2 separate regions of the Homo sapiens genome follow, and region 2 is linked to region 1. The links are chromatin loops, found by intact Hi-C in ENCODE. Cell type or tissue: CD4-positive, alpha-beta T cell. All regions are shown on one strand. Links, peaks and the distances in the headings refer to the core of each region. The heading gives the core; the rest is flanking DNA. Region 1 has its middle 23 kb from the start of GSX1. Region 2 overlaps LNX2 (ligand of numb-protein X 2).

Region 1 (2,916 bases), core at 229-2,728:
TTCCAGTTTTCTGAAGAAGGGATGACTTTCATGTGCTTAAGGGTACAGGAGGTGGGTGGGAGAAGCTGCATCACACAGGAATGCCCAGGAAGGCTCAGCCTGGTCCTACCATCTTACTGAGGAGTTCTCAGAGTGATTCTTGGGGCAGGTCCAAGCAAGCACCAGACCTGGATGGTTCTTACTCCAAAATGGATCTCAAAGTCCACCCACTTCACATTGCCACAGCTCAGACCACTACGTTTTGAAGCTGAGTGACTGCAACTGCTTACTAACTCATTCATTCACTTCTGCATTAATGCATTGCACTTCTGCTTGTCTCAGGGCAGTGCACTGCGCATACACAGTGTTCGGGACAGGTCTCCTGCCTTCACCAAGCAACGGTCTAATGTCAGTGAAGGACACAGACAAATATCCAATTAATCTTGTGAAAAGGACAAAAGAGAATGTAATGTAAAAACAAAGAATGAGGCAGCAAAGAGCTATTTAGGTGGGTGAGGAGAAAACATATCAGCTGAGATTCGAAGAATAAGAAGAAAGTGACCAGGAGGAAAGCCTGGAAGGGTGTTACAGGCAGAGGGAACAACATGTGCGAGGCCCCTGAGGTGGGAAAGAGAGAGACCAGCCTGGCTGAATGAAGCAGAGTGAGGGAAGGAGGGAAGGCGGGAGCATGGAAGTGATGGGCCTTAGTCAGCAGGTGGGCAAGGAAGACTTGAAGGCCACAGCAAGGGGTTTAAAGTTCAGCTACGATAAAAATTCTGGTAAGGGTTTGTTTTTTGTCTTTTTAAGACAGAGTCTTGCCCTGTTGCCTAGGCTGCAGGCTGGAGTGCAGTGGCACAAGCTCAGCTCATTGCAACCTCCACCTCCCAGGTTCAAGTGATTCTTGTGTCTCAGCCTCCCAGGTAGCTGGGATTACAGGCATGGGCCACCATGCCTGGCTAATTTTTGTATTTTTAGTAGAGACGGGGTTTCACAATGTTGGCTAGCCTGGTCTCAAACTCCTGACCTCAAGTGATCCATCCACCTTGGCCTCCCAAAGTGCTGGGATTACAGGCGTGAGCCACCGTGCTCAGCCTGGTAAGGGTTTTAAGCAAGGCAGAATCTGAATGAGAAGTATATTCTGGATCACACTGGCTTGAGGGCATGGGAGTGGGGAGACAGGTGAAGAGGCTGGATGAGCCAGGAGAGAGGGCAGTGGCTGTGAAGAGAGGGGGTGAAGAATAGATCCAGTGCCTTTTTAGGAGGTGAAATTGGTGGCCTTGAGGATGGGGAGTGAGGGGGCTGGGAAGACTGACTCCCACTCTCTGGCTGAAGAGACAGGTGAAGAGGTGGTGGCAGGAATCCGCCTGGTGTGGGTTCCCAGGGCTCAGGGAAAGGAGAGGCCCGCGGGAGCCTGAGCCAGCCCCTCTCCACTCTAGCCATAGAGGCTTTCCTCAGACCCCACCTTCTCTATGAGGCTTCCCGTGACAGCCTTGTTTAATGCTGCAGCAACCACTCCACAACACTTTTTCTCCCTTAGGAGTCTATAATTCCCCACACTCCCATAGCATTCACCACCATCTATAATAAATAAGTGATAAGTAACTGCTACATTTTTTTTAGACAGGCTCTTGCTCTGTCACTCAGGCTGGAGTGCAGTGGTGCAGTCATATCTCACTGCAGCCTTGACCTCCCAGGCTCAAGTGATCCTCTCGCCTCAGCCTCCCCAGTAGCTGGGACCGCAGGTGCGCACCACCAGGCCCGGCTAATTTTTTTTTTTTTTTCCTGTAGAGATGGGGTCTGTTGCCCAGGCTGGTCTTGAACTCTTGGGTTCAAGGTATCTCTTATCTCAGCCTTCCAAAGTGCTGGGATTACAGGCGTGAGCCACTGGCCCAGCAGACTTTTGCATTTTTAGGTGTGTTCTTTATTGCCTGTCTCCCTGTACCAGAAGAAGAGCTCTAGGAGGGCAGGGCTTTGGCCTGTCTTACCCCCTGTTCTAGCTCCAGCACCAACAGCAATGCCTGGCACCTCATTGGCCATCAGAGATGTGCTGAATGAATGAATGAATGACTCTCACTTTGGGAGTCCTTAGCACGTGGTAGTGTTGAAAGCCAGGGACTTTGAAGAAAGGAGTAGAAGAGTCCAGGACCAGGAAAAAGGGTAAGTACAGGAGAGCCAGTGAAAGAAGGGAGGGAGATCCCGGAAGGCAGTGGACACCGGGAGCAGATGTCCTCATGGAGGCTCAGAAAGGGGAGGTAAGAACGGCTCTGCCCCGCAAGCTGCTATCCAGCTAGAGTGGTATTTCCATGGCTGTCTGGTCATGTCATTTGCCAGCCTGACACCCTGTGTGGCTTCTCATGGAACTCAGAGGATGCCTGACTCCTCCTGTGACATTCGTTCTTACCTTTCTGGCCTTGGTTCTTCAAGCTTCCCTCACCCTGCCCGCTGCACCCTGGGCCACCAGGGAATTTTCAGCCCTCCCTCATGCTGAACTAATTGTGACTTCCTGAAAGTGCCAACCTCTCCTCTGGACATTTCAAATACTTTTTTTGTCTTCCTAGACACCTTCATCCTGTCTATCCAAAACTCTTCCCCAGCTGGACTCCTAATCCTTCTCCAGCACTCAACTGAGACTTCCTGCAGCCGAGCGAGCCCGTGAGCTAGGCCGGGGCTACAGACTCCGCCTGTGCATGTGTGTGTGTGTGTGTCAGGGGCAGGAGGGTGGCGGGGGCGGTGCACACTCCCTACTCATCCCCCGTCATAGCACTTTGCAAAATAAGTTTTATTAACTGTTAGCAACGTACTGGGCATTATTCTAAGAGTTTCCTTATATTACCTCTTTAATGATCCCTATAGCATCTGGAATGCTGTGACACTACATTCCCCGCTTTACAGATAAAGTAACTCAAGGCAAAGAGAAGTTACACGGCTGGTGAAGGT
Region 2 (2,916 bases), core at 274-2,773, 250 kb after region 1:
AAAACAAAACACTGTAAAGGAAACCAAGAATTATGTAATTGAGGATCAGGAAGTAGGGTAGGCCGATAGTCATTGAAGAATGTGTTTACAACACAGAATCAAATAACAATGAAAATTTAAGACTATAAGAAAATTCAAGTCTCAACTCTCTTTATTGTATTGAGAGGAGATTCTGATATTGGTCTAATTTCATAGACTTGAGGTTTAAAGAAATTGGATGCCTTAAAATTTCCTCAAATCAAAGGCAACATTAGGACCTATATCTGTGGGTATTAGCCAGCAGCTGCACCACTAAAACCCAGCTCATCTTGTAAGAGTGGAGATTAGTGGGAGGGAGGGGAGAAAAGAGGAGGAGGAAGAAGAAAGCTAATAGAGTTATAGCATCTGTTTGAGTAAAAGAGTCAAGTGAGAGGCCAGATCAATAAGATAGAAAATAATAGATGGACTATATGTATTTCAGGCAATGTTTAAATTATCTAATCTAGTTCATTCAATTGGATGATTCTAACTAAATTTCTAACCAAAATGTGAAAAATACAGATACACAGATAGAAAATGTATTTTAAATTGTCCGTGATCATATTTTATATTTGGATGTTATAAATAGTTTCAACGTATTTTGTGCTATAATTTTCTCCAAATAATGGAAAACTAAAGTTGCTCTGTTTCTTTTTGAAAATAAGTAAAAGCGTTATTGTTTTTGGATTTTAAAAAATAACATATACTCCATGTCTTAAAAGGAGACCAATAGTAAATGATTTTAGTAAGGCATTAAACTTGTTTCTTACTTCTTTTCTAATGTAAGATTTGAAAATAAAGTGATTTCTTAACATTATTGACTATAATCATGGGAGAGGTCTCCACTTTGTACCACAATTTCTTTAAAGCAGGCTATCATATTTTCCCATAGGAATTACAGTAAAATTGGGCATTGTGGTCATGACCAAGAGTCAGCATCAAATAAATTAGACTTATAATTTAAAAGGAAGTATTAAATAACTTGTAAAAATGTAACCAATGTAAACATATGTTCAAAATATGATAGCTAACAAGCCTCTAAATTTAAAACGACAGTCATGAACCTCTAAAATAATTTAACACTGGAGACGTGTGTCACATTCACACAAGTATGCTATATATATATATATATATACACACATACATATAAAGTCTTGTTATGCAGGATTTCTGTAGTCATTCTTTTCAAGAATGTTGAAGCCGATATCCTACTTTTGACTCAGACCTATAGCAGCAGAAACAAAGCTGTGCAGAATTTCATTATGATTTCTGAAGTAGCCACCATGGAAATTTATTTCAAAAGTCACAATGGACTTTAATCAAGTTTTGAAGCAGTTCTTCCTTTTATTTCCTTTGCTCTGTCTTGCAATATTAAGGCCAACCTTGAAGATGCAAAGAAGTATTACAAGAAAAGTTACCAATCATGGGGCAATAAGAGCCCAGGCAGTGTGACCACTTTGCCTTGGTCATTTTGGAGGTGGGGTTGCAGACGGCATGCCCAAGATTTTTGTGTGTATGTGCTTCAACTGCTGAAGTTTTAAGATATTAGCTAATGAAATGAACTCATTCCTCTTGCCACCAGGTGCTTGCAGTCACTGTCCAGATGACGCCCTGGTACAGTGATTAAGAAGTTCATTGAAAATTACACTGTGTGTAATCTTTAAAATGACAAACATCATTAGTCACTTATGGTAATGTATTTGTGTTTTCTCCAGGCCAGTGGAGAGAGAGTGAATTTAACAATTGCTAGACCAGGGAAACCCCAGCCTGGTAACACCATTAGAGAAGCAGGAAATCATAGCAGCAGCAGCCAGCACCACACACCACCACCGTATTATAGCAGACCAAGCTCACATAAGGTGAGGATTTTTTTTTTTTTTTATGCCACCATCAAAGGATCATTGTTACAAGCTGGTAAGATTTAAATGAAGGTTTTTTTGTGTGTCAGTCACACCTCAATAAAGCAGTTTTTTTAAAAAAAAGATTCAAATGAGGGTTGTTATTCTGTTGAAAAATATAGGTGTTTGGAATATGAAATGTATATGTTTTGCTACCTTGGAAAGTGACTGCTTTGTTCCTTAGATCTGGAGATAGTTTCTTGGAGGGGAAGTTTCCTTTGCCAGGCGATTAACAAGAAGCGTGAAATCTTCTATCTGTTTAATCCTACTTGAAAGTGGAATTTATCTTGGGTTGCTTATTTAAATATAAGAGTTAGTTGATGAAAAAACATAAGACAAGATTGACAAATCTATGCTTAATAATTGAGCCTGTTGCCTACAGAACCTGAATTAGATACATGAAGATTAAACATATGAATCATGAATTTTGATAGGTACATATATAGCATATTTACGTATTTGATAGGTACATATATAGCATATTTCTTTTTATGTTAAAGCTTAGAGGAATATTACCCTAAATCATTTAAAATTTCCATATGTTAAGCTTTGTTACTGTTTCTTCAGAATCAGTATTTCACTGGTTTTATAATGTATTCTACCTGAGCTGAGAATTTTGATGCTACCTCACTTTCAGTCCAAAAATCTGAAAGGATGATACTTTAGCATTCTTGATATTATTTACTTCATTTCATCCTTCATTTGAACTCTTAACTTCCAGTGGGCCAGAAGTTTTAAAACAATGATGTTATGCTTACCCAATTATGCAAAAATAAAAGCTAAATGTGACCTACCAGAGTAATTCTCCTTAAGTAAAATTAAATTGCTTTACTAAGCAAAAACTTATTTATTGTCACCTGAAAGTAACATTTGAGTGAATAATTAGCTTTGGAGTCTGTCTCTGGTACCCTAAGAAAGCATAGCTTAAAGACACAGTATTTTTGGCCCATTGGGTTTATATGGTTTTCTGAGCTTAAGTTCTCTACAGACTTGTCATTGG

Evidence for each region. Peaks named below come from ENCODE experiments on the same cell type or tissue, not always from the same donor. Only the 100,000 strongest peaks of a DNase experiment are listed, where the experiment ranks them.
Region 2: a loop joins it to region 1, with 2.1 times the contacts of the local background. A loop is called at or near these places in 15 of 110 quality-filtered maps.

What each region holds. Positions count from the first base shown.
Region 1 is chr13:27,813,741-27,816,656 of GRCh38, reverse strand. No RefSeq gene overlaps it. Among named protein-coding and RNA genes, the nearest start is that of GSX1, 23 kb to the right of the region's middle. In CD4-positive, alpha-beta T cell, for the core only: no CTCF peak of the experiment used is centred there; no DNase peak of the experiment used is centred there.
Region 2 is chr13:27,558,803-27,561,718 of GRCh38, reverse strand. LNX2 (ligand of numb-protein X 2) reads left to right here. Exons shown (of 10, transcript NM_153371.4): 6 at 1,734-1,877. Among named protein-coding and RNA genes, the nearest start is that of LNX2, 60 kb to the left of the region's middle. In CD4-positive, alpha-beta T cell, for the core only: no CTCF peak of the experiment used is centred there; a DNase peak (open chromatin) is centred at 1,818; H3K27ac peaks cover 118 bases.